Regions from separate parts of the Homo sapiens genome. Here regions 1 and 3 are each linked to region 2. The links are chromatin loops, found by intact Hi-C in ENCODE. Cell type or tissue: A673. All regions are shown on one strand. Each heading gives the region's core, and the rest is flanking DNA. Links, peaks and the distances in the headings are about the cores only. Region 1 overlaps AGR2 (anterior gradient 2, protein disulphide isomerase family member). Region 2 has its middle 43 kb from the start of TSPAN13. Region 3 has its middle 37 kb from the start of AGR3.

The links. Peaks named below come from ENCODE experiments on the same cell type or tissue, not always from the same donor. Only the 100,000 strongest peaks of a DNase experiment are listed, where the experiment ranks them.
Region 1: it touches region 2 in a loop (2.8-fold over the local background); 4 of 110 quality-filtered maps call a loop at or near these places.
Region 3: a loop joins it to region 2, with 7 times the contacts of the local background. A loop is called at or near these places in 5 of 110 quality-filtered maps.

The regions. Positions count from the first base shown.
Region 1 is chr7:16,792,637-16,800,283 of GRCh38, forward strand. It overlaps AGR2 (anterior gradient 2, protein disulphide isomerase family member), which reads right to left. Exons shown (of 8, transcript NM_006408.4): 5 at 7,108-7,181; 6 at 4,995-5,058; 7 at 2,300-2,383; 8 at 1-321. The coding sequence ends at 272. Among named protein-coding and RNA genes, the nearest start is that of AGR2, 8.5 kb to the right of the region's middle. In A673, for the core only: no CTCF peak of the experiment used is centred there; a DNase peak (open chromatin) is centred at 3,215.
Region 2 is chr7:16,706,885-16,714,867 of GRCh38, forward strand. No RefSeq gene overlaps it. Among named protein-coding and RNA genes, the nearest start is that of TSPAN13, 43 kb to the right of the region's middle. In A673, for the core only: no CTCF peak of the experiment used is centred there; DNase peaks (open chromatin) are centred at 2,157, 2,177 and 3,887; H3K27ac peaks cover 4,906 bases.
Region 3 is chr7:16,914,917-16,922,899 of GRCh38, forward strand. No RefSeq gene overlaps it. Among named protein-coding and RNA genes, the nearest start is that of AGR3, 37 kb to the left of the region's middle. In A673, for the core only: a CTCF peak has its summit at 3,596 (motif pointing left); DNase peaks (open chromatin) are centred at 1,375 and 3,545; H3K4me3 peaks cover 446 bases.

The DNA.
Region 1 (7,647 bases), core at 140-5,139, 84 kb after region 2:
AAGTTGGAGAAAACAGAACACCCCCAAAACATTTATTTTTTTTTTTAGAAAATCATGGCTCACTATGGTAGTATACAATATTGTTTTCACACATGTACACTTGAAACCAAATTTCTAAAACTTGTTTTTCTTAAAAAATAGTTGTTGTAACATTAAACCATAACCTAATCAGTGTGTTCACTATGCTTCCACACTAGCCAGTCTTCTCACACTTCTTCTGGTTTCAAGTCTCAAGGCCTGACAGACAGAAGGGCTTGGAGATTTTTTTTCTTTACAATTCAGTCTTCAGCAACTTGAGAGCTTTCTTCATGTTGTCAAGCACTAATGGGGGATAAAAGCAGGAGAGTCAAGACACCATCGTGCGTTATATCGATATAATAAACCCCAAACTTGGATGCTCAATTCATTATTTAATGGGATGCTTTTTTTTTTGAGACAAGGTCTCACTCCCACTCAGGCTGGCATGCAGTGGTGCAATCTCCACTCAGTGCAACCTCTGCCTCCTGGGTTCAAGTGATTCTTCAGCCTTAGCCTCCTGAGTAGCTGGGATTAGAGGTGTGCTCCACCATGCCCAGCTAATTTTTGTATTTTTGGGAGAGATGGGGTTTTGGTATGCTGGCCAGGCTGGTCTCGAACTCCTGAGCTCAAGTGATCCACACACCTCGGCCTCCCAAAGTGCTGGGATTACAGGCGTGAGCCACTGTGCCCAGCCTGATAGGATGCTTTTTATCATGAGGTGAATAGTTGGTAATCTTATTGTAATTTAAAAAAATTATATGAAATGGCTTTTGTGACAATCTAGTTTTCTAGTGTAGTCATTCCTTCCCAGATCCTTCATCTCCAACCCTCACTTCCAAAAGAATCCTTTTATAAGCTCTAGCAGCAGAAGATAATTTTGGCTCATTTAGAAGTAAATTTAAATCATGTTTAAAAGAAATGTCTATTAGTAGGTGTGTGTAAATTGTTTTAGAAGTAGGGGAAATATAAATAATAGCAAACCAAGTGCTTTATGCAGATGAATTCTTTAATCCTCATACAAACACGATTAGAACTTTATATATACATAATGAAACAGGCAGAGAGAGGCTGAGTAGCTTGCTCAAGGTCACACAGCTAACAAGTAATGGAGCTACTGTTCCAGAGCCCAAACTCTGGGTCACTGTTTCTTCAACAGCAATTCATCAAAATGAGGTATGTGATCTACTAAAAATAAGATGTCCACTCGATAGGCATTGAACAGCCGCTTATTCACTCTTCCTACAAATCTTAATTATTAAGTGCCTGTTCTACAAGGGATTGTGATATTACTTGTGTAGGACACGTGCCTTTTAAGAGCTTAGTCTTATTAAAATGTATGGTATTATCTCAGTAATGGCTGACAGTACTTGGAATGTGCTTCCCCTGGTCCAGCACACACTGGAAACATTGCTAATGGACCATGATGATCTCTCCTGCTTCCTAGACACGGCCTCACTTCTCTTCCCAACATGACGTTCTAAGTCAGCACTGGCCAATAGAAATTTCTGTGATGATGGAAATGTTCAGTGTCCGGGCATTGAGCACTTGGAATATGGCTAGTGTGACTGAAGGAATGAATTTCTAACTTTAACTTAAGTAGCAACATGTGGCAAATGGTTAACATATTGGACAGTGCAGTTCTAGGCAGCCACTACTAATTGATCAGAGTTGGTTCCTAGGATAAAACCCACTTTTCTTCCCAGAGGACTAATCAGATGTCACAGCTAGCTACAGCGTTGCATTGAGGTACCTCATCTGCCTTAAGTCAGTGTCTCTCTCTCTCTCTGTCTCTCTTCCATTGATGGCAACCATAGGGAAGGTAATTTTCTTGGCAATCATTTGGATCATCTTTGAAACTGATCTTTAAACTGAACCTGAATTTAATTTTAAGCTGGACTGCACATTCTTTCACTTTTGTTATTTAAAAAATTAAGACATGCAGATTATTACAATTATTACACTCAGTTCTGTGATAGAAGGAGTGTGTGCTCGTGTACCTAACAGAAAACCTGAAAATCAGGTAATGTGGTCATAGAATCCTCCTAGAGAAAAAGATACCTAATCTAAATAATTCATCTTCAATTGAGATTAAAAACAAACAAACCTGAGATGGAAAGAGTGTGATTTGCCTGAAGATGCAAGGCTAGTTAGGGTCAAACTGAGTCCGAGGCGTCCCTAAGCCTAGCTCTCTCTCACCTCACCATGCAGCCTCTAGTCCCATCACTACAGCAATAGAGGTGTTCAACTCTTGGGCAACATCCGAATTGAAGGTCACACTTACACAGAGCTGTATCTGCAGGTTCGTAAGCATAGAGACGATTTGAATATCTTCCAGTGATATCGGCTCTAACTGTCAGAGATGGGTCTGCAAAGATAAATGAAGCAAAAGGGAATGGAATGGTTTGTTTTCAAACAACCTGTATTTATTGCCCCGGGGAGCTGAAGTTCATGTATTCATGTCCTGTGAGGGAATGGAGTGTGTCTGCACTCACAGGAGCTCTGATCCATCCACTCTACTACCCAGCCCCTGGCAGTTAGTAGCAAATGCAGGGCTGGAAACATCAACAGCTGTGCAGTGCTATTTGTGGAAAAGGTTATGAACCCTTCTGTTCTATCTATGGCAACCTGAAAACAGAATAATATATATTTAGGGGTGACATGGTGTTTTTTTTTTTTTTGGTGAAAACATTAACATTCTCTACTGCAAAATTATTTTAAATTCTTGAAACGATTATGTTGTAGTTTACATGTTTCTAGATCATTGGAAACCCACATCCAATGCTAGTTTTCAAAACGAGTTTTTTAAAAAAAGTTAATAGAGGAATGCAAGTCCTTAACAACAGCAAAGTTCAAATAAGCATATAGTACCTTCACTATATTTTACTTTATTGTTAATTAACTGCATTTTTAAAAGTAGAGATTGGTCTTCTCTTATGTATACTTATATCCCTCTAAATTTAAATCCATCTTGCCATGTTTTGTATTTAACTTGAAGTGATCTAATTAATGAGAAAAAGAGGTATTTTAAAATTAAGGTGCATCCAAAAGGGAAGCGTGAGGATACAGAGAGATCTGGAAACCTTGCCTTGAGAGACGTAATCGAAAGAACCTAGGACACGTGCCCTGAAAATGAGACAAGGAAGACATGTGAGAACCATCTGCATGTTTGCAAAGTCTGTCGCTGGTACTGGAGTGGGCAATCTGTCATTTCAGAATGTTGGACTAAGGCCAGACACATAAATTACAAGAAGCAGATGTACATTTATTCACCAGATTTAAGACCAACTATACTTCTGTTTGGTGCAGAGGATACAAAGACACGGTCTAATCTTTGTAAGAAATTAACCTAAGAAGGGCTTTTTAAATACCCAACTAGCAGCTCACCTGGCTGCACATTGGAATCATCTGGAGAGCTGTAAACACTATGGATGCCTGCCTCCCACCCCCAGAGATTCTGATTTAATTGGTTTGAGGTGTGGCCTGGGCAACTTGATCTTTAAAATCCTCCAGGTGATTCAAACATGTAGTCAGGGTGGCTACTACGGAGCTAGAAGAGCAAGCTGCCTTGGAGCTGGTTCTTAGGACTGAAGGAATTGAATGTGGGTTAAAATGCCCTTCCACAGGGATGCTGTACAAAGAATTCCTGTACAAGGTATGAACAGACATCTATAAATTCCCTTTTAATGTTAGGATTCCAAATGTCCTAAATTCTGACAAAACTAAACCTATAAAATTAGTGCTTTAGTTCAGCCTTCTTCCTTTTTTTCTATTTCTTGTTTTTCTTTTCCCTGCTTTGTACATTCAGTGTAAACTTTTAATGAATTACACAGGTGAATCATATGATTAGCATGAATTGTTGTAAGTGATGGATTTCATTATGGATTGTCCTTAAATCAGTATGACTTTGAACAAAGCCAAACTCAGTACATTCATTCAATAATTAAACACATATTGATGGAGAGCCTACTGCAGGGTCACGTTGGGAATATCATGGTGAGCAGAAATAGGTACAGTCCCTGCCATAGGGGCTTATAGTCCAATGTGGGAAATATTTATTACATAACCACCCCCAAACTGCAAAATTATACCTGAGGAAAGTATGACTACAAGAGCACATAGTAGGGATTTGACTCGGTCAATGAATAATGATGATTGGGGAGTTAATGATGTGAAATTGGGGGACAGAGAAGGAAGTGGGGAAAGCATATGAAAAGTACCAGTGGCAGGAAGGAGCATGTGGCTCCTTTCATTTCTTTTTCCCACCTCATATTCCTTTTTTTTTTTTGAGACAGAATCTCGCTCTGTTGCCCAGGCTGGAGTGCAGTGGTGCCATCTCGGCTCACTGCAACCTCTGCCTCTTGGGTTCAAGCAATTCTTGTGCCTCAGCCTCCCAGGTAGCTGGGATTACAGGCTCCTGCAACCACGCCTGGCTAATTTTTTTTTTGTATTTTTTAGTAGAGATGGGGTTTCACCTTGTTGGCCAGGCTGGTTTGGAGCTCCTGACCTCAAGTGATCTGCCGGCCTTGGCCTCCCAAAGTGCTAGGATTACAGGCGTGAGCCACCCAGCCTTATTCCTAACTTTCTTAAAAATAATGATAAAAAATGTCAGAAAAATCTAACACACAAAGTGAAAGTTTGCTGGATTAAAAAATAAATATTTGCAGGCCTCTCGTATTCAGGAAATTTATCAATATGTTTAAATAGTGAATAGGGTGCTTTGTTCTCAGAAGTATTATAGCAGAAGATGAAAAGTTACAATTAGCATGTGAGAAAAGAAAGTGTTGTGTGGAAATAGGTAAAAGCTCACATTTTCTAAAGAAAATATGTTGCGGAACTTAAAGGAATGTCATGCTCCTTGCTAGAGCTTAGTGATGACATTGGCCATGGCAACGTGGCAAGGGACAGTGGGGAGGAGAGAAGGAGGATGGCAGCACTAGTATGTGTTTCCGAGTTATCTCACTGTCACTTCCGCTTACCAACAAACATAATCCTGGGGACATACTGGCCATCAGGAGAAAGGTGTTTGTCAGTTGTTTCATACTAAAATAAAAAGAAAAGCATCTTTTAGTTTACTTTGACTTTTCAGTCGTTTTCAAACTTGTTAATACAAGAATCTGTCCATTTCCGGCCAGGCATCTCAAGATATCATAACTCTTCCACACAGAGTTTATTGTACAGATGAGGAGACAAGTTACAAGCATGAAATAATAAATAAGATAGAGCAGAACATGAGATAAAGTGCTGAATGGATGTGATAAAGAGCAAAAAAATTAAGGGAGAATTTGGAAGGAGTTACTGTGTTTGGGGAAGACATCTGGGATGAAATAAGAGGCTATTAAGGAAAAAAGCAGATGTCATTTCTAGAGAAATTACGGAGACAAGTACGGGATTTTCTTGAGTATTCATTTATCCATTTATCAATTTTTATTTAGAACTGTATTTAGCAAGGCATGGTGCTTATCTTTAATGAATGCACACTCTATTGAGAGATACAGGTAGGAAAATGAATATTGAGGATGCAGTGGGTGAAATGTTACGGTGTAGGATATGCAGGTTTGGTGATTGCCTTGAGCAAGACATTTAGCCCAGAATGCAGATTCCACCCCGACTAGGACTTTCTGAAGTGGATAAGGAGGAATCTTTACAAATGAACAGGAGTCAGTTAGGTGGAAAAGAAAGACACTTCATGCAGGGGGAAGAGTATGGAGAGGACAGGTGGAGCATTTTCTCCTATGGCCAAGTGCTGGGGAAGGACTGAGTTGGGGGGATGCACGAGGGCAGTGGCGAAAGAAGGTGCTAGAGCTGCTTCAGGGGCCGGCTTAGGAATGACTTTGCACACCATGCCATAGTGTTTTCCTTTGTTCAGAAATAGTTAAGAACCACTGGAGGGATGTTAGAAGAGGCACTGTGACCCCAGTTTGGTCTGTAAAGCAACTTCTCTGACAGCCATGTGGGATTAGACAGAGTTTATCTTGTAGACCAGGAGCCATTTAGCAGTATTACAGTAAGCTAGGGAAAGTGAAAGAGGCTTACTAAAATAGTGGTCCTGAGTTTATAGAGAAGTGACTAGTAGCAGGAATACTTGGAATTTAGAAGCACAGGGCTTATTGCATGCTGTAGGTAAGTAGGAGAGTCCAATCTAGCACAGTACCACTTTCAGTAAAATAGGGAATAGAGAAAGAAGAGCTATTGGAAAAGCGCAAACCAAGATGATTAATGTGCAGTGAGGAACATACTGAGTTTAAGCTGATTATGAGATATCTGGAATATGGTTGGATAGACAATTTGGAAGTTGTTTCATGTTTGGGTAAGATGTAGGAATTATTAGTGTGTCGGAATTGATTAAAGGCAGTTGTAGATGGAGTTGTTCACTGAATACAAAATATGGAAAGAGAAAAGGGTCAAGTAGAGATTCATCATGTCACTCACATTAAGGAGTAGGAAGAGGAAGAGGAAGAGCCCATGGAAGAGAGGCAAGGAAGAACTACTGGTGCGAAGTGGTCTTTAAGGAAGCCAACCTGTGAAGAGGAAGGGCCGGAGGGCTCAAAAGGACATATGATTAGGTAGAGTCATTTTTTTGTTGGCTTGCTTTTAGAAGGAAAATGAAACATTTGTATACAGTAAAAAGAACTTGCCGAGACAGAAAGCTTGAGCACCGTGAGGGGTGGTAGTGGTGAAGTAAGGTGGGAATGCATGAAGCTAAAGCACAAGAGGCATGATTAGAGTTGGAAAGCCAGAGAGCTGTCTCTTCCCAAGAGATGACCAGGATTAAGAATGGGTGTAGAGAAGCCAGGACTATAGAGGGACAGGCACAGCAAGTAACAAAAACCTTCCAGCAACAGAAAAAATTCTGACTACGGGAGATAATTTTTCAGACAAACTAAGATGATTAATTACTAAATAAAAACAGACACACCAAATGGATTATTAATACAACGAAATATCTTTTTTCTCTCTAATTTATGAGATGGGATATTTGGAAGCAATCCCAGTTAATGCAGTATAACTAAGATGTATAGGAAAAATGAATCATCCATTTCAAGTAATGAGCCATAGAGAAATGTTAGTAATGATGAAAAGGAAACTTACAACCAGATTGAGGAGGACAAACTGCTCTGCCAATTTCTGGATTTCTTTATTTTCAGCAAACACTTTCTTTAAAGCTATAATATAAAGAAAAATCATTAAGCATCCATCTTAGCATTGGTTAAAAGCTTTGTTCAATTTTCAGTTAAATTGCATTTTATTTACTTATTGAATTGCATTTTAAATACAGTATTCTACTTTGGCCTTTTAGCAAATGATTAGTGAAGTAATATCTATGGCATTGACTACCTCTGCTTTCTATTCACTCATTCATCCATTCATTCATCAATTCATTTTTTTCTCCAGCTCATATTTATTGAATGGCTGCCATGTGTTACGCACTGTGTTCTGTACTAGGGATGGTGCAGTGAACAAAAAAAAGCATGTGTTTTTTCACAGAGCTCACATACTTGTGTGGGAGACAAACCATAAACAAAGAAATAAGTAGATGATACTTTCAGGTAGAGATATGTACTTTGAAGAAAAATAAAGCAAAGCAAAGGGTTTAAAAACTGTGAGTGGTCAGGGCAGATCTTCCTGAGG
Region 2 (7,983 bases), core at 1,686-6,685:
CACCCCAGCCTGGGCGACAGAGCGAGACTCCGTCTCAAATAAAAAAAAAACAGAAAACTGTTCTGTTTCTCTCATCTCATGAGTAATACATTTCAGTTATCCTCATGGCAAAGGAGAAGTTAACCCCCAAATACACGCACATTGGTCTTATTAATAATACCATGGTTATATTATTAATAATTAAGCATATAAATATATGATTCACATGGCTCGTTTTCCTCAGCACTATTTTCTCCCTAGTTAGAGGAGAGCTAAAGATTTATGTATATAGGTTTAGGTCTTTGTTTATATTTATTTATGGCTAAGTTATTTTATCCTTTAAGTTATTCTTCTCTCAGTAGTATTCATAACAGTACGAAACATCTGAACATTTAGGAAAACTTTATACAGAAGTCTTTTTTTTTTTTTTTTTTTTTTAACTTTTGGAAAGCTTAAGGTACTGCCCTGGTGCTAGGGTGATGGTAATCTCTAAGAAGGAAACATTTTATCTAAGACTTGAAACAAAAGGATGGTACATTAGTAACCCATGTACTCATTAAGATAAGTAAAAGGAAAATTGTCATTGTTGTATCATCATCCTGTATCTAAAGAGGGTTTTCTGATTTCCTGTTTGTCTTCAGAAAAGAAAAAATATTTTCCATATGACTCGACCACTATTTATGTTCATAAAATGATAGATCATTTTCTCTTTTTTTGAGAGGGGCTCGTGCCCTCTGTGGTCCAGGCTGAAGTGCAGTGGCATGATCACAGCTCATGGCAGCCTCAACCTCCCAGCCAGGCTCAAGCAATCCTTCTACTTCAGCCTGTCAAGTAGCTGGGACTACAGGCACATGCCACCACAGCCAGCTAATTTTTAAATTTTTTGTAGTAATGGGGTTTCACCATGTTGCCCAGGCTGGTCTTGAACTCCTGAGCTCAAGCACCCTGCCCACCTCAGCCTCCCAAAGTGCTAGGATTACAGGTGTGAGCCACTGTACTGGACCAGTCTTCCTATCTTTTAAATATTTGATAAATGTCTTTCTTTCTGCCTAGTTAGAGCACTGTCAAGTTCTCTGCCCCAGCGATGGACAGAGTAATATCTGTTTAAATAGATCTTTTTTTGTTGTTTTTTTGAGATGGAGTCTCGCTCTGTTGTCCAGGCTGGAGTGCAGTGGCATGATACTGGCTCACTGCAACCTCCGCCTCCCGGGTTCAAGCGATTCTCCTGCCTCAGCCTCCGGAGTAGCTGGGATACAGGCGTGAACCACTACACCCAGCTAATTTTTGTGTTTTTAGTAGAGACGGAGATTTCACCATGTTGGCCAGGCTGGTCTCGAACTCCTGACCTCAGGTGATCCACCCGCCTCAGCCTCCCAAAGTGCTGAGATTACAGACGCAAGTCACTGCTCCTGCCCCCTTCCATATATCTAAAAATTGTAATTTTGAAGATAAATAATAATTATACCATGAGTGTCTATTAATGTGTTTATTTGAATTGAAAAAATGCAAAATTTTAACTGAAAAATAAACTTGGCCAACTAAGTTGACACATCCTGACTGCCAGTTAGGATACATGGCCAGCATATTCTATAAACTGAATAAGTTAAATATGCATCTCTAATATACTGACAAAATTTAAAGATAAAATATTGAAAACATGCTACAAATGTTATGTCAACTTTTATGTGTTTTTATATGTCAATGTGTAAGAGAGTTATTGCTCCACTTCAGCAGAATATGAGTAAAAAATGTGAGCCAACAACTTTGTTGGCTCCAGCATTTCCAAGGTAACCAAAAAGCACAGTTATCCAAGGGCTTAGAATGGAACCAACATGGAACTAGAAGTCTATGGAATACTACTTAACGTTTTCCAGCGCAGAGTATTTTTCCCAAACAAAACTTGAAGTAGTGATTGTAAGGTCGGCACGCATGGGGAGGGGAGAGGAATGCTCAAACAGCAGGGACTCAGTAATGAATCTTCAAACCAAAAGCCCTGTCTTTCTCTGAAAGACAATTTCCTGTTTTTTGTTTGTTTCTTTGTTTGTTTTTAAATAAAACCAGTTTCTATTTTAAAAGTAGTTAAATTAGTTATCCATTGCCATAGAACAAATTACCCTAACATTTGGCCATTTGGCAGCTTTAAACAATAAACATATGTGATGCCACAGCTTCTGTGGGTCTGGAATCTGGAATCTGGGACTGGCTTGCTGGGTGGCTTCAGCTCAGCCTCATGAGGTTGCCGTCAGGCCATGGGCTGGAGTCGCTGTCTTCCCAGGGCTGTAGAATCTGCTTTCAGGGTGACTCACAAGGTTGTTGGTGGACCTCAGTTCTTGCTGACTTTTAGCCAGAACCTCAACTCAACTGCCTGAGTGACCTCATGACATAATAGCTGGCTTCCTCCAGACTGAGTAATCTGAGAGACAAGGAGCCCAAGAAGGAAGTCACCTTTAATAACCTAATATGGGAAGTGACATAACATCACTTCTACTATATTCTATTGGTCACGTAGACCAGCCCTGTATAATGTATATGAGAACTGAGTGAGAGCATGAATACCAGTACATCAGGATAATTTCAGGCCAACTTGGAGACTGGCTACCACAGTAGTACATACACAAAAATAATATCTGATAAATTAAAAATGTTCACCTTGCCAGGCATGGTGGCTCACACCTGTAATCCCAACACTTTGGGTGGCCCAGGAGGCTGGAGGAGCCCTTGATCCCTTGAGCCCAACACCAGCCTAGGCAACACAATGAGACCCCATATCTACAAAAGTTAAACAAACAAACTGGGCATGGTGGCACCACCTGTGGTTCCAGCTACTCTCGAGCCTGGGGCAGGAGGATTTGCTTGAGACCTGGAGGTTGAGGCTGCAATAAGGTGTGATCATGCTATGCACTCCAGCCTGGGTGACAGAGTGAGACCTTGTCTTAAAAAAATTAAAAATTAAAATTTTCACCTAATGGTAAAACAATGAAAGCCCTAAAAAAACAGAGAAATGTCTTTATAGCCTTCACATAGAGAAAACAAGACACAAAAGCAAAAAAAAAAAAAAAGCTCTGAATATAGAAAGTTTAAAATGTGTCTATACTGAAAGGCATATGAATGAGAAACACCAAATGCATACGGGATCAGTAGAGTTTCAACAGATGGATAAAAATAAAAGTTAATAAAATATAAACAGCTTCTATAAATAAGAAAAAATAAAGAATTTAACTGAAAATATACAGAGTATGATGAGTCAATTCAAATGGATAATTAAAATGAAAAGATGCTCAACCTTACTGTTAATTGGAGATGTACAACTTAAAATAATAAAGTCAGAAAAAATTACTAAAATCAATAACGTTAGTTGTATGAAAAGTGAGTTATTTTCACATATGGCCTTTACAGTTACAATCTGGCAATAAACATCAAGATTTTAAAAATGCATGTCCATTGATCCAGCACTCCATTTCTAGAAATCATTCCACAGTTGTACCCAAAGACCTATGTGCACTGATCACTGTATTAGTGACAGGCTGGTAGATGTAAAATGTGTATAAGAAAAAAGCCACTTGGCCGGGCATGGTGGCTCACACCTGTGATCCCAGCACTTTGGGAGGCCAAGGCAGGTCGATCACCTGAGGTCAGGAGTTTGAGACCAGCCTGGCGAGCCAAGATTGTGCCATTGCACTCCAGCCTGGGCAACAAGAGAGAAACTGCCTCAAGAAAGAACTGAAGGAAAGAAGGAAGGAAGGAAGGAAGGAAGGAAGGAAGGGGAGGGAGGGAGGGAAGAAGAGAAGAAGGAAGGAGGGAAGGAGGGAGGAAGGAAGGAAGGAGGGAAGGAAGGAAGGAGGGAAGGAAGGAAGGAAGGAAGGAAGGAGGGAAGGAAGGAAGGAAGGAAACGACTACCTTAAAAATTATCATAAATCTATATCATGAAACAAATTTTTTTTTTTTTTGCTGTGAAACAAATTGCCCTAACATTTAGCAGCTTTAGACAATAAACATTTTTTAAACATTTTTTCTGCCATAGTTTCTGTAGGTCAGGAATCTGGAAGCAGCTAAGCAGGGTGGTCCCATGATATGCATTTCTAATCTATGACTCGAACAGTTTTAGAATACTACTTGACATTTTCTAGCACGAAGTATTTTTCCCAAACAAAACTTGAGATAGCGATTTTAAGTTAAGGTAAACTAAAAAAGATGTTAATAATATATTGTTCAAGGAAAAATGCAAGTTTTAAAGAATGTTTTTTTCATCAAAAAAGTTATGTGTATGTATACCTTACCCTTATAAATACATAAAAGAGAAAATATTATCTAATAATTGTTATAAATGTTATTTCTGCATGTATCTTGGACAGTGATGGGACGAAGAAAGGGAAATAATAATTTTTCTTTTTACTCTTCACACCTATTTAGATTTCTTTAGAGTATCTGATACATTCATAATTTTAAAATTAATGTGCTTATTCTATATTATTTTTATATCCTGCTCCTTAATCATACTCTGTATTTTTACAATATCAATAACTATTCTTCAAAAACATGATTTTTGAACATGTCATTGTTCTTGGTCCAGAAGGGTCACAATTTATTTAATTATTCCAGAATTCTGTATAAGGTATCTTTAACTTTTTGCTTTTAAAAACTAGCATTTAAAATATACCTTTATATAAATTTTTCTTCATCTATGGTTATTTAGAAAAAACATGGAATTTGGCTTAAAGGGTTTGAACATTTTAACACAATGTGATGTCACTTTCTGGATTTGCATGTATACTTTTAAATACATTTTACTCCCATTTTGGGCATAGTTCAAGGCAGTATCATTTCAGTAAGAAATTTAAAATTATGTTAGTGTCTAAAAATAGAACGCTACACTTCGAAACTTCTGGAATTCAGCAGTTTCCAATTTGCAAAATTTTGTTGGGGTAGAGGGAAATAAAAATCTTTCATTTGCAAACCAAGAAACCAACAATCGTGAAACATATCATGTCTTGCATAGTCATAGAATTGTTTGGCTTGAGACAATGTGCGTCCCATTACTAATTTCTAAAACACCTCCCAGCTCATGCTGATTCAGTGTTTCTGACCACATCTTCTCTGAACTAATGGTAATTATTTCCTTTCTGCTCTCTGTACTTTTGAGAAATGATAGACTTCAAAGTCCCTCCTGGTATACCCTACACCCGGTATATACCTTGGTACACCTTTTCTTGTGGAATAAATGGGTGTAAAATGTTTCTTCCACATAAAACACCTTTTTAGAACTAATCTTTGCATGATTGAAACCTTTACATCTTGGTTTTATGTGCGTTTTAACTATTTTATTGACATACAACATATAGAAAAGTGCATCTAAGTCTTTGGCTTGAATGGAAATAGCACACCTGGGTAATCAGCGATCCAGTGAAGAAATTGAACGTTAGCCTCCTCCTACCTCTCCCAACCCCAGCCTCCACCCAAGAAATCATGATCCTGGATTATTTTTGCCTGTGTTTGAAATGGATGCATTTAATATTATTTTGTTAATGTCTTCTTTTACTCAACCTTGTTTTACCTTTTTTGTTGTTCTTTGTGTTTAGTTGTTTTCTGGTGTGTGATTAAGTAGCCACAGTTGACCTAGCAACAATAATGCCCAGCTCCTTCAGCAGGAACAGGTGAAATGAGAACATTATTTTTTAATGAGCCTGAATGTTGCACTATGTTCTTGGCAGAGAATAATTTCTAGGTACATATCTGTTTTTCAGAGATAATCTTTGGAGCACATGGTTTTCCTCATCATAAAAAAAAAAAATCATCCGTGTCTTCTCTGGAAAAGTAGTCACATCTTTATGGGCAAGATAGATTTTTTTTAATGAAATCATAAACGACTGTGGCTTCAGTCCTTTGGACTTCTTCCCACATTTGACTTTTGCTGCTGTTGTAAGTGAAGGGGTAGAGATAGGAACTTGGAATTGATTGGCTTGAGTGCGAAGACCCCATTCTGCCATTTAATTTGCTGTTAAACTAATTAGCTAGTCACTTAACTCTTGGTATTTACTTTGCTTAATTGTAAAAATAAGAGCTTGGACAGGATTCAGCCTTGAACCAATAGTGTGAGCCACCCAAAGTAATCTGCAAAACTCTGTTTTCATCAGATAGTCAGTGGTCTGTGACCTAAGGAAAGTAAAATATGACTGGGCTACCTTGCTGATCCTCAAACTTCAGCATGCATCAGGATCACCCAAGGGTTTGTTACAGTTGATTGCACCCCTGCCAGCCTGTGTCTGACTCAGTAGGGCTGGGGTCTAAGGATTTGCATTTCTAACAAGTTCCCGGATGACACTATTCTGTGTCAGAACCACACTTGGAGAACTGCGGGGCCGAATGGTTACTAAGCTCCATTTCTGTGCTGACTTTCTGAAGTCCGTTATGTCTTCAGTTAAGGAGACAGATTGTATTTTGTTCAACTCTGTATCTGCAATTGCCATATAGCGTAGCACATAGCTTGGCAGGAAGTTGGTGTCCCGTAAAGTTCGAATGTCTAAGTGAGTGAATGTGCGTTAAGAAGAATACCTTTTTAGGCCAAAGGTGGTGGCTCACGCCTGTAATCCCAGCACTTTGGGAGGCTGAGGCGGGCGGATCACAAGGTCAGGATATCGAGACCAGCCTGGCTAACATGATGAAACTCTGTCTCTCTTAAAAATACAAAAAATTAGCCGGGTGTGGTGGCGGTTGCCCGTGGTCCCAGCTACTCGACAGGCTGAGGCAGGAGAATAGTGTGAACCTGGGAGGCAGAGCTTGCAGTGAGCCGAGATTGCGCCACTGCACTCCAGCCTGGGTGACAGAGTAAGACTCCGCCTCAAAAAAAAAAAAAAAAAAAAAAAAAAAAGAAATCCTTTTTAAAGAGTTGATCAAAAATTCATCCTAAATTTTTCCTATACCTTCTTTAACAAGTTCAGCATTGGAGCCACAGCCTGACTGCTACTTCATGAGAATTTGGATTAATGCACTAAACAACGACACATCATTATTGATTGTGTCATTCCCTGGAACAGAGCCAATACACTGTGGGCCCATAATTTATTTATAAAATACTCCTGACACTTTCTCTTATTATTTGTTTTCAAAGGAAGCAAAAAGAACTTTACTGTGAGGATTGTCTAACCAGGCTCTGTAACAATGCCAATTATTCTTTTTTAAAAGTTGTTACAAATTTTTATATATTTAGGGAGTACAAGTGCAGATTTCTTAGGTGCATAGATTGTACAGTGGTGAAGTCTGGGCTTTTAGTGTACTCACTACCCAAATAGCATACATTGTACCCGACAGGCAATTTCTCACCCCTCAGTCCCACCCCTGCCTTTCGTAGTCTCCAGTGTCTATTCTTCTACTCTATGTCCCTGTGTGCCCATTGTTTAGCTCTCACTTGTGAAAGTGAAAACATGTGATATTTGACTTTCTGCTTCTGAGGGTTTTTTCCCATAAAATCCTAAAGTTTTTTTTTACTTTTTAAGTATTTTCAAGTATTTTTATTTTGTATTTTTAAAAATACTTTTCAGCTGGGCACAGTGGCTCACGCCTATAATCCCAGCACTTTGGGAAGCCGAGGTGGGTGGATCCCCTGAGATCAGGAGTTTGAGACCAGCCTGGCCAACATGGTGAAACCCCGTCTCTACTAAAAATACAAAAATTAGCCAGTGTGGTGGCTCACACCTGTGGTCCCAGCTACTTGGGAGGCTGAGGCAGGAGAATAGCCTGAACCCGGAAGGCAGAAGTTGCAGTGAGCCAAGATAGAGCCATTGTACTCCACTCTGGGTGATAGAGCCAGACTCTGTCTCAAAATAAAAAAATAAAATGAAATAAAATAAAACACTTTTAAAGTATTTTAAGAGGCACAGGAGAGTGGGAAATGTCTCAATTCAAATAGTCTTGATTTTTTTATTATTATTATTTTTTAGTCCCCAGGGAAGAAGCAGTCCTTGATGTTTTACAACCAACTAAATCCTTTGAGGAATCTTAGACCTTTTC
Region 3 (7,983 bases), core at 1,333-6,332, 210 kb after region 2:
AAATATGCTACATCAATGCAATCACTCCTCTGTTTCATAACTGTGCGGACCTTGCTCCCTGATCATAGCCTCTGTTGGTGTCAGATGTCAGGGAGGAGCCCTCTGGCTCTGAGCACTGTGTGGCTCATCAAGAGACCTGGTGTGCTTAGGCTCACTTGGCTATTTTCAAGTGTTCATTGGCTTGCGCTATTTATGTTAGCATTTTAAGCATTCTATGATCACCAGAAGATATTTTTGAGGTACAACGATTCTCAAGTCCCTATTTTAAGATTCTGATTGTTAGGGGGTTAAATTATTGAGGAAGAAGATCTGTGAGAAGTATTATAAAGTATTTAGCCTATGTAGACTTTAGTGACTATTATTTGACCTGAAATTAAGATGCTCCTTCTATTATTCCCAAGATGCTGGTATGCGTTATGAAGTAAATAAAAATCATAAGGGCCTGCAAACCGCAGTGGCTTCAGTCTTCAATATGTTACTTCAGCAATTTCCAGGAAGCCATAATTACTTACTACGGGGAATTATAGAACTAGTTAAAGCATTATCACAAAATGTGTGATGTAACATACACCCTACCCTGCAGGTACAAAATGGTCCAGAACCTGTTCTGCAACACTAGAACCCTAGTATCTTCATGAATAGAAAGTATTTAGATGGGCTTTCAGTGCTGATTGTGAAGCCAGGAGAGTTGGTTACCCCAGGGCTTATTGCGAGTGATGAGTAATGCATGGTTGTTTCTTGTGGTCTAGATGTGGAATGTACTGGCAGATGCAAAGGTTTTCTACTATTCGCATGAGGACAGTGAGATACAGAACTTTCACGACAAGTCAGGCAAAGCAAATTTATTATTCACTGATAGACAGCAAAAACACATAGTCTAGGATCCATGGTGGGCTGGTCCCCCGGGGCTCAGGAAAGCTCTCCAGTGTGGATAGAGTCTTGTCTGTGTGTGTCCCATATTGTACTGAAGCTGAGGTACCCGCAAAGCACATCATCTTGTATTTTGCGCCTTGGGTATCATTTGCTCCCTAAGCTCAAGTTTTGCAGAATATCCTGCTCTAGAAGGAACATAGTTCTGGCTATTCTAGCCTGTTTCTTTTTTTCTTATGTTAATGCATTCTGCAGAAATTCTACAGTAATTCTGAGAACTACAAGTTGGAGAGGGGAGAGCTGGGTCGAAAAAGGCCACTTGAGGACCTGCCCTCCTACAGCAGGGACATTTGTATCTAAAGAGTGCTGCCTATAGGGGAGCAGCAACTTGGAAGAAAAGGCCTAATACTTAAGGGTCAAGGAAGGAGTTGCAAGTGATCACCCAGCCTGGAGAAGCATCTGCCCGAGTCAAGGAAACTTTACAAGAGAAATCCCCAGTGTGCACCCCTATGAAGAGCCTACAATGGTATGTCTACAAGAGTGAGTCATCCTTACTTCTGCCAGACCCAGATAGTTGCAAGCTGTCTTTGCTACCATTTCAGGTAAGATATTTCTCATCTAATTTCAATGCTTTGCTCTTTCTCATCCTGTACCCAGCCCTTCACTCCATTCAGGAGGAAGAACAAACCAGCTAGGAAACAGGGAAGGAGACAGGAGGGAGAAAAGTACAAGCAGGAGAAATACAAAATAATCCATCTGTGCCTCTTTCTCCTATTGTAGGTTTAGCCTGAAGCCAGCCTGAGCCAAGAAAAGGGAGAAGGTTTTGCTGTTTAATCAAAGTAGTTTTGATTTATATTTTGTACTGAAAGTTTTATTTTTTGAAATTAGTCTGTTGGCAACTTCCAATGTATGTAGAAATGTATGTACCTAAGAATGAGCAGAAAAAGCATGGGACATGCTGTTTATCCTGGGGCAAAGAAAGATTACCCCCACTGGATATATTTTAAAAGGCGACAGGAAGCAAAAAATAAAGTTGTGTTTTGCATACAACATGAGTTGTGCTTAGTCAACACACCATAAATAGTATTAAAGGGAAGAAAACTGATGGGCCGTGGTGCTAGGAGTTGGGCGGGGGGCAGCGCAGTGTGAAGAATGAATAAATTGGAAGCGATGCTTTTGTGTGTTGGGGCCTCTTGGGGTTGCTTTTGTCCTTATGCTCCCTCCCATGTGACCTGTGGGATCTGCCATGCTTAGGAGCTTAGGAAGGCCTCTCTGTCCTGGGGATGCCTGAGAGAGCTTTCTCTCATCTTAGGTCTGTCCTGATTTGCTGTGGAAAAGGTAAAATGACAAGGGCTAATGTTCAGATGTGGCTTCCAGTAAAGGGACTCTGGTTTTTGTATTATGCCAGAGAAACAACATAGTCTAGTCCAGTCCATGACGGTTGATCCTAAGTGCCTGGGAATAAAATCTTATTGAATTTATTAAAACCATCATCATGTGCTTGAAGTGTTCCTTCTCCTCCTGAGGGTGATGGTATCAAATGACTGAATGAGAAAATGGAGCAATGGGTTCTGACCAGTCCTCAATTTATCTTTACTTGTGAGATGGCTAATGACTTTTTTTAGAGAGAAGAAAAAACTCTCATATAGTGTTAAATTTGTTAAAAACAGATAACCTTTATAGATCCTTACGTAGGATGTGTCTATCAGAAAGATTTAGAATACTTAATGCTGTGCTGTACTTCCTTTTTCTTCAACTTTTGCATTATATATCAAACTGTTTACTCAGAATAGTGTCATAACAGCAAACGACTATCTGTTCATGGAAAGGTCAAATTTCAAGTACGCAAATAACCTATTTCTTTCTCCCTTCTTTGCTGCTGAAGTTTAGCTTCCTTTTGTTTCACACAGTAAATGGAGTTGGCATGATTTCTGTGTTGCAGGGTGCCTTTCTGAATATTGTGCAAAGTCTTTGTCCTAGACAGTTTGACTCAATGGAATATCACCTTTCACTCTTAACTTTTCCCATACAGAAATAAGGTCAAACTTGTTTTAAGCTTTGACTGAATTCTGAATACAACTGGTGCTTAGGAGTTAAATGAACTTACCTGTCTAAATGGCTTGAATGAGGGCCACCTGCATGTTCAGTGGTTTCAGGTTATCTACCTTGATATTCATCTAGTAAACCTGTCTTTGAATGTCTTTCCAAAATGCTGGGAATCCTAGGGCACTGTGGCACTATGTGTGATGTGGGGTGACATGGCTGAGGATGTGGGCCTTGGAGGGAGTCAGGTCTCAGTGGATCCTGGTTCTACTCCTTGCAGAGATGTGTGAGTTGGGCAGAGAACATAACTTATCTGTTTTCTCCTTTTTAAAATGAAAATAATACCCTTTAAATTTATCGAGATTAAAGAGAAAGCTGATGTGAGGGTGTAGTAAAGTGCCTACCCATAGAAAATACCCTATCCATGTTAGTTAATAATGAAGGTAATGTTTTAAAAGCTGTTTCCGTGAGTTAATTGAATTAAATTTCTTAGGATTTCAGAACCTTAAACATACCCGACTAATGCCAAGAATAGTAAAATGTATTTCAAGCATGAAGTGGATTCAAAAAGTGAATTATTCCGTATTTCCTATATAATAAGGGGCTTGAAGAAAATGGTCAGGCAGCTTTTAGATTTCAGAGTTATGTTGGCAGCGCCACCTGCTGTTGAAAATAAAAACACTTCTGGAATATTTTGAGAAGCAAGAAATACAATTATGAGTTCTTTTCTACTTTTTTCAGCAAAGGTGGGCCAATCTGTCATTTCTTTAACTGAGAAATTTAATTTTATTGAAGAGCTAGGTGACAAATACCTGTAACATTCTTTTGAAGTATCAGTCACTGTCTTTAAAGAAATGATTCCCTAATGATGTCATCATTAACTTCTTAATCCACTTAGTGACTAACCCTTATTATCAAGGGATTAGTTTCTTTATTTTAAGGTATCTTGATCTCACATTAAAATGTTGAAATAAAAGACTCACATCACTCTAAATGTTGCATAGTTTTTCTCGCTTAGCCCAGAATCAGATTAATCAGGACACGACATTGGTTGGCTTTTTACTCCATTTTACAAAACAATCTATAAGTTTTAGGCCCACATGAAAGAACTTTTGAGTGTGACACTGAGAACACATACAGGTATCTGTGTGTTATATACCCTAGATTGTACCCTTGCTAACAAAGGGATAACTCAAGCCCTAAAGCCACTTGGGGCAAGCGCAGCATTTCGGATATCTAACCATAAGTTGAAATGGTTATATAATAAATTCTCTATCAGTCATGTGGCAAATAAAGGAAGATCTCACATGAAATACATTTCCCATCATCTTTTTTATTGTGGTAAAATTCACATCGTATAAAATTCACCATTTTAACCATTAAAAAATGTACAATTCAGTAGAATTTAGTACATCAACATGTTGTACAACCATCACCACTCTCTAGTTCCAGAACATTTTCATTACCCCAAAAAGAAACCCTGCACCCGTTAAGCATTTACTCCTCATTTCCCCCTCAACCCCTGGCAGCCACGAATCTGCATTATGTCTCGATGAATTTGCCTATTATGGATATTCCATACAAATGGGATCATACATTATGTAGCCTTTTGTGTCTTCTTTCACAAAGAATAATACTTTCTAGGTTCATTAATGTTGTAGCCTGTATTAGTTCTTCCTTTTTATGGGCAAATAATATTCCACTGTGTGTATATACATATATACTAAAATTTGTTTATCTATTCATCCATCTACAGATGCTTTAGTTATCTCCATCTTTTGGCTATTGTAAGTAGTGCCACTGCAAACTTTTGTGTGCAAGTTTTTGTTTGAACACCTGTTATTTAATTTTTGGGGGTGTATATGCAGGAGTGAAATTCCTGAGTCATGTGGTAATTCTATGTTTAACTTACTGAGGAACCATCAAACTTTTCTGTGGTGGCTACCCTATTTTGCATTCCCAGCAGCAATGTATGAGAGTTCCAGTTTTGCTGCATTTTCCTCAAAGCTCTTTTGAGGATAACCATCCTCGTGGGTTTAAAGTGGTCTCTGCATGTAGTTTTGATTTGCATTTCCTCAGTGACCTTGATAATCTTTGGATGAGCTTGTTGGCCATTTGTAGATCTTCTTTGGAGAAATGTTTATTCAAGTTCTTTGCCCCCAATGATTTTTTAAAATAGCATTATAAGGATAAGACTTGAGAGGAGAGAATCGTGGTTAGGCTCTTCAAAGCTGTTAAAAACAGGCCGGGCACGGTGGCTCATGCCTGTAATCCCAGCACTTTGGGAGGCTGAGATGGGAGGATCCCTTGAGGCCAGGAGTTTGAGACCATCCTGTCCAACATGGTGAAACCCCAACTCTATTAAAAATACAACTCTATTAAAAAATTAGCTGGGCGTGGTGGTGGGCGCCTGTAGTCCCAGCTGCTTTGGACACTGAGGCAGAAGAATCGCTTGAACCCGGAAGGTGGAGGTTGCAGTGAGCTGAGATCACGCCATTCCACTCCAGCCTGGGTGACAGAGCACAACTTCTGTCTCAAAAATAAAATAAAATAGAGTTGTAAAAATCAAAACCTACTCTGGTCATCTCAGGTGTGTAGTGATTATTATAAGGCTGCATGGGGAAATATGGAAGCACGAGAACCAATCTTAGCAGTAACGCAGTGGTGTCTCATGAAGAAATGGAACGCACTTTACTATTGTTCAAATGTTCAGCAGTCATTTGAGGGCCCCTGTGCAGGGTTATGGTAGGCACTGGAGCCGTGGAGAAGTGTGGCGGCCTGGTCCCCAGAAATTGGTGTCCCTTACTCCCTCTTCTCCTGACTCCATCCTATTGGCCCCTTAGCTTTTTTCTCCATTTTCCCTTTCTGTCTTTTTTGTACTTCCTGTTCTTTTCCTTATAGTTTTATTGCCTTGTCAATGTCTTGCACTGAAAAGTCTCTGGGAGAGAACCTGATTCCTTTGGTTGGTCACTGTCCTTCTTGAAGTGTCTTCCAAGGCGGACTTTTTGCAACAGGCTTCCTCATAGCCATAGGCCTGTGTGTGTAGCTATAGGGGGTCCAATCAGATGTAGCCAGGCCGATGGACAGCTTATTCATGAGGAACGACTGATCACTGTGCTCAAACAGCAGTGGAAAGCAAGACAGATGTTGAGGGTGTTTCATGGGCTGTCTGCAGTGATATTTCAAACTTTCATACATTTGCAAGAAAGTTGCTACTGCAACAAGTGTTTGCCCCATACTTAGTGGCTACAAACAATACAAATTTCTTGCCTCAAAGTTCTGGACGTAAGAAGCTTGAAATGAGTCTTACAGGGTTAAAATCAGGGTAGTAGGGCATCTGATTCCTTCTGGAGGCTCCAGGGCAGCATCTGTTTCTGGCTCTTCCAGGTTCTAGAGGCTGCTGTGTTCCCCGGATTGTGCTTTCATCACCCAAGTCTCTGCCTCCATCGTCACATTGCCTTCCCCTCTGCCTGACCTTCCTGTATTCCTTTTATAAACACCCCTGTGACTACAGGGCCCCACCTGGGTAATCCAGGACAATCTCCCTATCACCAGATCCTTAACTTACCCACATCAGCAGAGTCCCTATTGCCATGTAAGACCACATCCAGTTCTCGGGATTAGGATGTGGACATCTTCGGGGGAGTTATTATTTAGTCTACCATAGGGCATACTAAAAAGCAAACAAACAAGCAAACAAACAAAAAACCAAATAGCTTAGGTCAAGGGATTTTAGTCTTTAAAGCACTGAATAGAACAATTCAAAGAAGTGAATGTAATTGAAAGTTTCTGCTATTTCTTTTAGCATTTTATTTATCAGACTGTGGTTTGCAAACAGTGTTGTTGCCTTAATGTTAACATTTTGGAAATGAGCCATGAAAGGTCGAACACAGAATAAGTATTGCTTGGCAAAATTAATGAAGTGGATTACTTACAGGAATTAAGCAGTTCTAAAAGCAATTAGGCCACTCCAGGGGTTCTTTCCAGCTTGTGGGTTCATTAATATTTAACAAATCATGCTGCAGGAGGCACAGTGGATTCCTCCAGAGCAGCATACATTAGAAGGCCCTCTCTTTCTGAAAGAGTATGCGGTATTTAGTCTTAGAAATTACCTTCCATAGAGAGTTCATTTCTTAAGCCATTCATTTCCCACATGATTTTCTGTTTTCACCAGATAGGCCCAGTCCCCAGGCCGTGAAGAGATGGGGTCAAATTGTACAGTTGCCCAAGGTGTTAGACTGGTTAGACCTTTTCTAGAGCCAAGCTGTCTTAGAGAAATGGGGTGGGGTGTCTCTACAAGAGAGATTAAAACACATCTTTTTTTTTTCTGTTTGTTTGAAATATTTGCCTAGGGAGTAGGCAGGAAATGTCTTTTACATGAAACACTAGTATTTCTCTAGTGAAGCATTAATTTTTATTTCTGCTTATACATCACCCCATCCCCATTCCCAGGAAGTACAGGACTTCTAACCCAATGTAAATGTTTTTTTTTAAATTATTATTATTATTATTATTTAAACACACACACACACACACACACACACACACACACACACACACTTTCTTTTGTGATCGGTCACATTTCTTCTCATCACACCTTCACCTACTTAGCCCCAAACCTGTTCATGTGGAACTTTCCTTTCCTTTGGGAGGTCGAGGTGGGCAGATCACCTGAGGTCAGGAGTTTGAAATCAGCCTGGCTAACATGATGAAACCCCGTCTCTACTAAAAATATAAAAATTAGCTGGGCATGGTGGTTCGTGCCTATAGTCCCAGCTACTCGGGAGGCTGAGGCAGGGAATTGCTTGAACCAGGGAAGTGGAGGTTGCAGTGAGCCGAGATCACACCACTGCACTCCAGCCTGAGTGACAGAGCGAGACTTGGTCTCAAAAAAAAAAACCAAAAAAAAAAAAAAAAAAAAAAAACCCAAAAAAAAAGAAAGAACTTTCCTTTCTACATGCTCTAATAGGAGAAGTGGTTGGGTATTTGGTCGGGTTCCTAATCCCCATCATGAAAGCAAATGAGGCCTGGTGGCCTCAGCCTGCTAACAATTTGAGCATGCCTCATTGT